Regions from separate parts of the Homo sapiens genome. Here region 2 is linked to region 1. The links are chromatin loops, found by intact Hi-C in ENCODE. Cell type or tissue: CD14-positive monocyte. All regions are shown on one strand.

Region 1 (5,000 bases):
CAGGTAGGTGTGACCCTAAGGCCAATGCATTTAAACGAACAGGATCTATCTATTTTCTTTTTTGAGCGAACCCCTGTATATAGTGCTTAGCCTGTGCCAGGCTCTAGGCTAAGCATTGGCATGTATCTCTCTGAAACTGGCATTTCGCCTTCTGGGCAGTGCAGTAATTTCCTCCTTGAGGTTGTCTGGTGGCTTCCACCAGGGGGCAGACCTGGGCTTTCGTGCACAGGCAGGAAAATAACACACAAGGCAGGAGGTGGACTTTTCCCTTCCCTTCCCTTCCCTTCCCTTCCCTTCCCTTCCCTTCCCTTCCCTCCCCTCCCCTCCCCTCCCCTCCCCTCCCCTCCCCTCCCCTCCCGTCTTCCCTCCCCTCCCCTCCCCCCCCCTTCCCTTCCCTTCCCTTCTTTCCTTCTTTCCTTTCTCTCTTTCTCTCTTTCTATCTTTCTTTCTTTCTTTCTGACGGAGTCTTGCTCTGTCCCCCAGGCTAGAGTGCAGTGGCGCTATCTTGGCTCACTGCAACCTCGGTCTCCTGGGTTAAAGCGATTCTCCTGCCTCAGCCTCCCAAGCAGCTGGGATTACAGGCGTCTGCCACCACACGTGGCTAATTTTTGTCTTTTTAGTAGAGACGGGATTTCACCATGTTGGCCAGGCTGGTCTCGAACTCCTGACCTCATGATCCACCCACCTCGGCCTCCCAAAGTGTTGGGATTACAGGTGTGAGCCACTGTGCCTGGCCAGGAGGTGGACTTTCTGGCAGTTCCCTCTGTAGAGATTGTCTGTAGGTTTGGTCTACCAAAGCAAAGACCACATTAAAAACAAAAAAACAAAAAACAAAAAACAAAAAAAAAAAAAAAAAAAAAAGAGAGAGAGAGAGGATCGACCCAGACGATTGAGTGCAAATAAACTTCCATGTTTTCTGAGGGAGAGAGAGCCAAACACCAGGGGTACAGGCAGTCTGATTTCCAGAGAGGGACTCTGTCATGGATGTGATGGGAGATGTGTTATCTGCTTTTTCTCCAAACAGATCCTGAACCCATTCTCACTCAGCAAGCTTCTGATGAAAAAACAACGAACATTTGTGTCATAGGCACAATTCTAGAGATGGTCATCCAATAATTAATCTTGCCGGGTGCGGTGGTTCAAGCCTGTAACCCCAGCACTTTGGGAAGCCAAGGCAGGAGGATCTCTTGAGTCCAAGAGTTTGAGACCAGCCTGGGTAACATAGAAAGACCCTGTCTCTAAAAAAAAAAAAAAAAAAAATTAAAAAATTAGCCAGACATGGTGGTGCACGCCTGTAGTCTCGGCTACTTGGGAGGCTGAATTGGGAGGATCACTCGAGTCCTGTAGTTTGAGGCTGCAGTGAGCTATGATCATGCCACTGCCCTCCAGCCTGGGCAACAAAGCCAGACCTTGTCTCTAAAAAACAAATAAAAAATTAATCTGCCTTTTTGTGCAATGGTCTCAGCAGCAGCAGCCGTATCTATACCACATGACCTTATACCCCTAGCTGAAGCAGAGCTTAGGGTTTTGACATGAGAGATGTAAAAGTGGCCCCTTAGGAGGAAGTTTGCACATTCCTGCTGCTGAGTTTCTGCAGCTGCCCTGGTTGCTGGCCCTGCTAAGCCCTGGTTGTTCAGCCCTTCCTTGGATTCTGTTAATATACCCAGTATCCATCCCATAATCTTTCTTTTTACAATGCCTTTTAAGCCAGTCGTAGTTAGTTTCTATTACTTGCAAAAGCACAAAACAAAAAAAACCCTGAATTTATATGAATAAGAATAGAAAAAATAAATGATTAAGTATATTATTTAAAGCCATGCAGGCAATTAAAAAGTTATAAATAATAAAGTCATTAGAACAACCAGCACCCAGAAAAGAGGTGGAGGTTCTCAATAAATATTTATTCAGTGACCGCAGGAATTTACCCACAATAATATCAAACAAAACTGATGTAGAAACAAGGGAAAAGGGGATAATAAGGCTGAACTAAATTTCGCTCTTTTCAATGGAGACAATATGGTTTTAAGTTGATCAATCAAAACACAGAAGCACAATCATATTATTTAGAATTATAGTGTGAACGCCAGAGTTAAAACAAGAAAACGTTTTCTGAGGAGTGGGAGAGTGTTTTTCTGTCTCCTTCTAAACATCTCCTTCTAAACTCTCAACCCTTTAATAATTTGGCAGAGGGTTCTAAGCTTGTTTGGAAACCCAGGCTGCGAGGGAGTAGGACTGAAATCCAGAACTCGCCCGGGTCACCGGCACGAGGCACATCCTCCCAGAAGGGGGTGCTGCTTTCTGATGTGCACAGAGGTGCTCACAGGCCAGACTCCACCTCCTGTTTGCCAGTCCCATAGGAGACAATGGTATCTCATTATTGTTTCAATGTGCATCTCCTTAATTGTGTGTGAGATCGAGTGGTTTCTCCCGTGTCTATAAGCCATGTGAATTGCCTCTTCATGTCCTTTGCACTAAATGGAAGCTGTGTCTCATCTCGTTCAGAACTTTCTTTTTCTTATCTGATCGTTTTATTACTCAGCTCCTCAGTTTAGCTCATTTTTGGCATACTAGCTGGGTTTTAAATTCTCCTTTCCTCTTCCTTCTTCTCCTCTACCCCTCTCTTCCTCCTCTATCCCTCTCTCCTTCTTTACAGATTTGATTTTGTAAATACCTCCCAGAATCCTAACACTCCTGCTTAGTTCCTTGCAACAGTGTTTGGGGAATCATACATACCAATGACAGGAATACATCTCGTATCGGTTACAAAATATAAAATGACCATCTTCCTTTTGTTCAGTGCCATTTACTTCTGCAAACATCCCTCCATTCTTTCTAGCTCTTCCACAAACCCTCTGCATTCTCCTATGGGCTTAGATTTTTAGGGCAAAAGCCAAGACATCTTGGAGATTATTGTGCTTTTCAGACCTGCCACAAACCCCCTCAGAGACTAGGACTTTCAAAGTTGACTTTCTGCTTGCTTGGCTGGGGGAAAGACAGTGGGGAGAGGAAAAGTGTATAAAAATCCATAAATTAAAGTCAAAATGTTATTCAATTACATTTGGGTAAACCCAGAAACAATTCTGGAAGCACTTGAAGGCAATATTTATCAGTGATTAGCCCGGGGGGATTTTATGTCTTACTTTGTATAATTTTCTATAAATTAGGATTATGCATGAGTTTTACTTTATTTTCCCCCCTTGGGCATCTCTCATATATATATATATACACGTATATATATATATATACACGTATATATATATACACTTGTATATATATACACATATATATACACGTATATATATATACACACGTATATATATACATATATATACGTGTGTATATATATATACGTGTGTATATATATATATATAATTTTTTTTAAGTGAGGTCTTGCTCTGTTGCCCAGGCTGGAGTGCAGTGGTGCAATCTTGGCTCACTGCAACCTCCGCCCCCCAGGTTCAAACGATTCTCCTGTCTCAGCCTTCTGAGTAGCTGAGATTACAGGCATGTGCCACCACGTCTGGCTAATTTTTGTATTTTTAGTAGAGACGGGTTTCCCCATGTTGGCCAGCTGGTCTGGAGCTCCTAACCTCAGGTGATCTGCCTGCCTCGGCCTCCCAAAGTGCTGGGATTACAGGCATGAGCCACTGCACCTGGAAATATTTTTCTTTTTAAAAATTTTTTTCTGGCCGGGCACAGTAGCTCATGCCTGTAATCCCAGCTACTCAGGAGGCTGAGGCAGGAGAATCACTTGAACCTGGGAGAAAAAAAAGGAAAGGAAATTTTAAAAAAATGTTTTTTAAAAATTCCTTTCTTTTTTTTTTTTTTGAAACAGGGTCTCACTCTGTAACCCAGGCTGGAGTGCAGTGGCACAATCTTGACTTGCTGCATCCTCAACCTCCCGGGCTCAAGCAATTTTCCCACTTCAACCTCCTAAGTAGCTGGGGTGACAGGCTTGCACCACCATGTCTGGCCAATTTTATAATTTTTGGTAGAGATGAGGTCTCACTATATTGCCTAGGCTGGTTTTGAACTCCTGGACTTAAATGATCCTCCCGTCTCTGCCTCCCAAAGTGCTGGAATTACAGGCATGAACCACCACTCCCGGCTCTCCTAATATTTTTTATTTGAATATTTTCTAGAAAAATAACATCGTAAAATTCAGAGTAACAAAATGTATACAATGAACACCTAATTTCTCTCTTACTTTCACCCAAGAAACAATTACAATTAATGTTCTCTTATGTAAATTCCTTGTGATATGATCTTTGTAGTGTCTCTATGTGTGTGTCTCTATCTCAATCTCTAACTCTGGATATCATCCTCCATTCTTTTTACACAAGTGGGTATGTCACCTACAGACTTTTATGTCCCCAGTGCTACAACTTGTAAATTGCTTAATGTCAGAGCCCATAAAAATCTACCTCATTTAAAAAAATGGCTGTGTAGCATTCTTCTGTGGAAGTTCTGTAATATAACAAACACTCTCCCATTGAGTGGGAAACATTGTTTCTCATCTTTTGCTACTATTAATAATGTCAAAAGAAATAACTTTGAGCAAATATCTTTACTCAGATTCCAGCTTATGTCTAGGATAAATTCTCAAAACTAGAGTTCCTGGGTCAAAGGATTTTTTTTTCTTCCTCATTTCTAATTTTTGATAGCTATTTCAGAATCTCCTTCCAAAGAAGTTGTACCAGTTTATGCTCACACCAACAATGTGTGAAGCTGGATTTTTTTTTTTTTTTAAGACAGGGTCTCACTCTGTCACCCAGGCTGGAGTGCAGTGGTTCGATCTCGGCTTCCAGGCTCAAGCTATTCTCCTGCCTCATCCTCCTGAGTAGCTGGGATTACAGGCATGTGTCACCACACCTGGCTAATTTTTGTATTTTTTGTTTTAGTAGAGACAGGGTTTAGTTATGTTGGCCAGGCTGGTCTCAAACTCCTGGCCTCAAGTGATCTGCCTGCTTTGGCCTCCCAAAGTTCTGGGATTACAGACA
Region 2 (5,000 bases), 55 kb after region 1:
TCATAGCTGACTGTATCCTCAACCTCCCAGGCCCAAGAGATCCTCCCACCTCATTCTCATGAGTAGCTGGGACTTGAGGCACATGCCATCATGCCTGGCTAATTTCTAAAACTTTTTGTAGAGATAGGGTCTCCCTATGTTGCTCGGGCTGGTCTCAAACTCCTGAGCTCAAACAGTCCTCCTACCTTGGCTTCCCAAAGTACTGGGATTATAGGCATGAGCCACTACTCCTGGCCTCATACAATTTTTATTTGATATAAACATATATAGCCATGAGTGAACTGGGTCAAAATGTAAAATGTGTCTCTTACTGCAGGTAACTGTCAATGTAGTTCGAATATCACTGTGAAATATATAGAGAAGAGGCTCTGGGGGCTCATGAACTTGGCCCATGGACTGTTGAGGCTTTTTTTTTAATCTTTAGAGATGATATAAATGTAGTGCTTTGAATTCTTTATAATTAGAAGTTTTATTCTTACCCCATCACCATGTCCCAAGATAATTTTTATTATCATCTTTCAGCTTTAACATATCACAGACAAAAGTTATTTTTCCAAATAGAATTTTAAGTATGGTATAAGAGGTTTTTAGAAATGGAATGATTGGTTTTGGCGGAACTGCCTGGCCTGACCTGTCACTCGGGTGAAGTGTCAGAGAGCTGTGTCGAATGCTGGCGGAGAACTGTCCCTCTCCTGCAGAGAGAAGGAGCTGCTTATCCTGGGGGATAATGTGGGTTGAGAAAGAAGTGTTTTATGAGCAGAATCAGCACAGAGGGAGGGAGGAGGAGGTGTTTAGGGGCTGCAGAGAGCCGCCAGAAGATGTGGGAACAGTATGCCAGCACGGAGGTGGGTCAGATCCCCATGGTGGGACTCTGCTGAGGGTTGCCTCCAGCCGAGACTTCCAAGGGCTGGGATTCAGTGTGTGTTTATGTTCTCTGGTGTGCCTGATAGGTGGGGGCCCACATGACAGCTGGCCTCTCTGTGTTTCCCTTCTGGCCGTCTCTGATTTGGGGCCCAAGGGCCATAGGGGGGCCAGGGCACTCCAGATGGGACGAAAAGTCAAGTCCAAGAAAAAAATGAAATCCGGGCTAGGCTTGTCCCTGCTTGAGGATGTGAGAGAGAGAGAGAGAGTGTGTGTGTGTGTGTGGGTGTGTGCGCACGTGCGTCTGCAGTCCCTAGAAGGATCTCTATTCATTGGACAGAGAGGCCAAGGGAATTTTCCATTTCCTGGATGTCTTCAAAGATTTCAAATGCCATTAACTTGAGCTGACATTTATTGAGTACTCACTCGGTGACTGGCACTGTTCTAAGTACTTTACATGTATTAACTTATTTAATCCTCACAACAGCCCTGTGTGGCTGCTACTGTTATTGTTGCCATTTTATGCTGAGAAAACAGCACAAAGAATTGAGAAATTTTTCCAAAGTTACAGTTAGGATTCAAAAATAGACTTGGTTTTAGGATTGTGTAACTTCAGAATTGATGGTGACAATGACGTTGATGATGAGGATGATGATGATGATGATGAAGGCAGCTAATATTTCAGTGTCTGCAATGAGCTGGGCATTTTCACAAACTTTATCCCTTTGAATCTTTACCTTCCACTAAGATTTGCTGCTATTCTTATCCCTTTTGTAGATAAGAAAGCAAGCTTAGAGAAGATAAAACATTTGCTTAAGTAACTGCAGAGCGTAGATTGAATTCAGGTCCATTCGAGTCAGACTGTCTGTTCACCAAGGTGAAGGGCTCCGGGGGTCACAGAGGAGCACCATGGTGAGGAAGGCCCCGTAAGAGTGTGGCAGAATGGCAACCAGGAAGGATCTGGTATACGGGATGGTGATAAGGCCCATCTCTCATGGCCAGGAAAGTGTGCCTGCCACAGCAATGAATGAAACTGGCAACATTTGACAGGAAGGGGAAATTCTCTAGTGGGAGGAATACTTCCATCAAACTGTTTTTTTTTTTTCCCAGTGGGGGAGTTTGCACATGTGTAGATTTTTTTAGCCATAGCCTTGAATAAGGAATTCAGAAAGTGGCTTCTAGTTTGAGGACTTTCATTGGCCACGTGATCACAGTAGGCTGATTTCTTCATGCCTAAGTTACCAGGCTGGGAGGACAGGCTGAGAACTATGCAAGCTGTTGAGTCACTTGGAAGGAAGAGGGTTACATACAGCAGGCACTTTCATGGAATAATACTTCCCTGAAGAGCTGCACTAATTTATTGAGGCACTGAGCTGGATGCTTCACACACATGATCTCATTGAATGTCCACAGCACCCTAGGAGGTTGATCTCATTATTAACTTCATGAAGTGACTGAGGCTTAGAGATATTAAATAGCTTCCAGCCTGGGAAACATAGTGAAACCCCATCTCTGCAAAGAATAAAAAAAAATGAGCTAGGTGTGGTGGCTCGTGCTTATATTCACAGCTACTTAGGAGGCTGAGGTGGGAGGATCCCTTGAGCTTGTGAGGGTTGAGGCTGTAGTGAGCTTTGATGGCACCACTGCACTCCAGTCTGGGTGACAGAGTGAGACCCTCTCTCTAAACAAACAAATCCCAGGAGACATTAATTAACTTGCCACTGGTCTCTAAGCTAAGTAGTTGAAGAGGGCAACAAACCCAGGTGGTCTGACTCCTAGGCTTGAAGGTCCAGGTTCAGCTACTCCACCAGTATCCCTGGTCAGTCTTTGGCCAGGGCACAGAAGGTGGCATATCAAGTTGTGGGGTCTGATTTGGAAAGTGTGAGATCCCTCCTTTGTATCTTTTCCAAAGTCCACTCAGAAGAGAGTAGTGTAAAAGGAGTGATAGCACAGCGTGGTCTGGCTGGCATAGTCAGCCGCCCTGTGATGGGCAGGGGGAAGCTGCTTTCTGTCCTCAAGCAGCCCCTAAACTTGTAGGCCAGACTCATAAATCACACATTGATAACTCAGTGTGATGTGTGCTGTAATGGTGGAGAGGGGGGAGAAATGCCAGGAGCAGCTCACCTCCCAGGGTCCTGGGGAGGCTGCACAGAGGAGCCTGAGTTCTCAGTTGGGTTTTGAGGCAGAGGAAGCAGTGAAAGAGAGAGGAAGAATGTCAGTGAGGTGCGGGGAGAAGCAAGAGAGAGAAGACACTTGGCAGGAAGAAGTAGTTGAAGTACCCGGGGATGTTTAGCTTGAAGAATAGAAAATTTGGAGGAGGCAGAGAAAAGGCAGGAAACTTTAAAAGCAGGAGAGAAAGACCTCCAGGTTCCCAAAGGGAGCATGGCACTTCTCAAGGGGGTGAGGTTGACAGCATTAGGAGAGAGAGAGAGAGAAAGAGAGAGAGAGAAAGAGAGAGAGCGAGAGAGTTGTCAAGGAAGGGAAGGACCCATGGAGGGGAGAGCACAGGTGAAAATGAGAAGTGATGGGAAAATGGGTGGGAAATAAATGAAGTTTTGAGGCCAGTTGAGAAATCTTGCTTGGTGGTTTCTATTTTCTTTGTGAAGCAGAAAAAAAGAGGAATTAGACAGACCTGCATTCAAATCTCATGACCCCAGGCAAATTTCTTATCCTTAGCTTCTTCATTTTGAAAAAGGGGTGAATGATAATAGGACCTACCTAATAAGAGTTGTCAGGATCAAATATGTTAGTGCTTGTGTAAGATGCAGTGGCACCCTGGCACTTAGTACCAAAAAAAAGTACTATAAATGTTGTCACCTATTGAGGGAGTCCGGGTTTGGGTGCTTGATACATAGAAATATCATGAATAGCAGCAGAGAATACAAGAAGAAGAGAAAGCTTGGGGGAGAAGATAGAGAATTATGCGTTGGGTATGTTGAGGATGAGGTGCCTGTGCCATATCCGGGTGTAGGTGCCCAAAGGCAACTGGAAGTCATGAGAAGTCAGGGATAGAGGTAAATGTTTGGGAGTTGTTAATACAGGGGTGCATTTTTAAAATATCTGAAGTATGTTACTGGTGGCACTCAAAGATTTTTAATGATGTAAGGTATTCAACAACATGGAACTACGTAGTTTTAAAAGAAATTCTCTTGTAGGCCGCGTGTGGTGGCTCACACCTGTAATCCCAGCACTTTGAGAGGCCAAGGTGGGTGGATCACTTGAGGTCAGGAATTCCAGACCAGCCTGGTGAACATGGTGAAACCCCATCTCTACTAAAAAAAAAAAGAAACAAAACAAATCAAAACAAAAAAACCGGGCATGGTGGTGTGTGCCTGTACTCCCAGCTACTCGGGAGGCTGAGGCAGGAGAATTGCTTGGACCCGGAGTCAGAGGTTGCAGTGAGCCAAGATCGCGCTACTGTACTCTAGCCTAGGCAACAGAATGAGACTCAGTATAAAAAAGAAAAAAATGTTTTTTTCTTTTAATTCTTCGGGTTAAGGAGAGTGTCTTAGTTTGGTGCTATCATGTCCTAAACATCTTTCTAATGCATGCAAATCTCCCTTTTAAGCTAAAAGAATGAAGCAATCTCAGACTCAGAGCTATGTACCTGCTAGAATTTAATAATTTAAATTTTCATTGTGTTCTTCATACTCACCTTCTATTTATAGCAAGTGTTACTAGCTCTCCAATTCTGGAGGTTGTTTCAGATAGGATGCATTAGTTCTTTTTTTTTTTTTGAGACAAGGTCTTGCTCTGTCACCCAGGCTGGAGTGCAGTGGCACAAACACAGCTCACTGCAGCCTCAACCTCCCAGGCTCAAGCAAACCTCCCACTTCAGCCTCCCAGGTAGCTGGGACTACAGGCATGTCCCACCATTCCTAGCTAATTATTTTATTTTTTATAGAAACAGGGTCTCACTGTGTTTCCCAGGCTGGTCTTGAATTTGGGCTCAAGCAATCCTCACACCTCCGCCTCCTAAAGTGCTGGGATTACAGGCATGAGCCACCATGCCTGACCTGCTTTGGTTCTTAAAAACAGAATATCTGGCGAGCCTAACAAGGAGGCTGGTGGTTCCAGGGTTGGTTTAATCAAAGACTTAACACTGTCATCAAGCGCCTCTCAGTTATTTGCTCTGCCAT

What was found. Peaks named below come from ENCODE experiments on the same cell type or tissue, not always from the same donor. Only the 100,000 strongest peaks of a DNase experiment are listed, where the experiment ranks them.
Region 2: a loop joins it to region 1, with 1.9 times the contacts of the local background. A loop is called at or near these places in 4 of 110 quality-filtered maps.

The regions. Positions count from the first base shown.
Region 1 is chr16:23,801,401-23,806,400 of GRCh38, forward strand. No RefSeq gene overlaps it. Among named protein-coding and RNA genes, the nearest start is that of PRKCB, 32 kb to the right of the region's middle. RefSeq lists a cis regulatory region at 2,098-2,504. In CD14-positive monocyte, CTCF peaks have their summits at 165 (motif pointing right), 2,288 (motif pointing right) and 2,490; DNase peaks (open chromatin) are centred at 201 and 2,291.
Region 2 is chr16:23,856,589-23,861,588 of GRCh38, forward strand. The region is part of intron 2 of PRKCB (protein kinase C beta); the gene reads left to right. Among named protein-coding and RNA genes, the nearest start is that of PRKCB, 23 kb to the left of the region's middle. In CD14-positive monocyte, no CTCF peak of the experiment used is centred here; DNase peaks (open chromatin) are centred at 3, 1,503, 2,123, 3,473 and 1 weaker place; H3K4me3 peaks cover 4,361 bases; H3K27ac peaks cover 4,888 bases.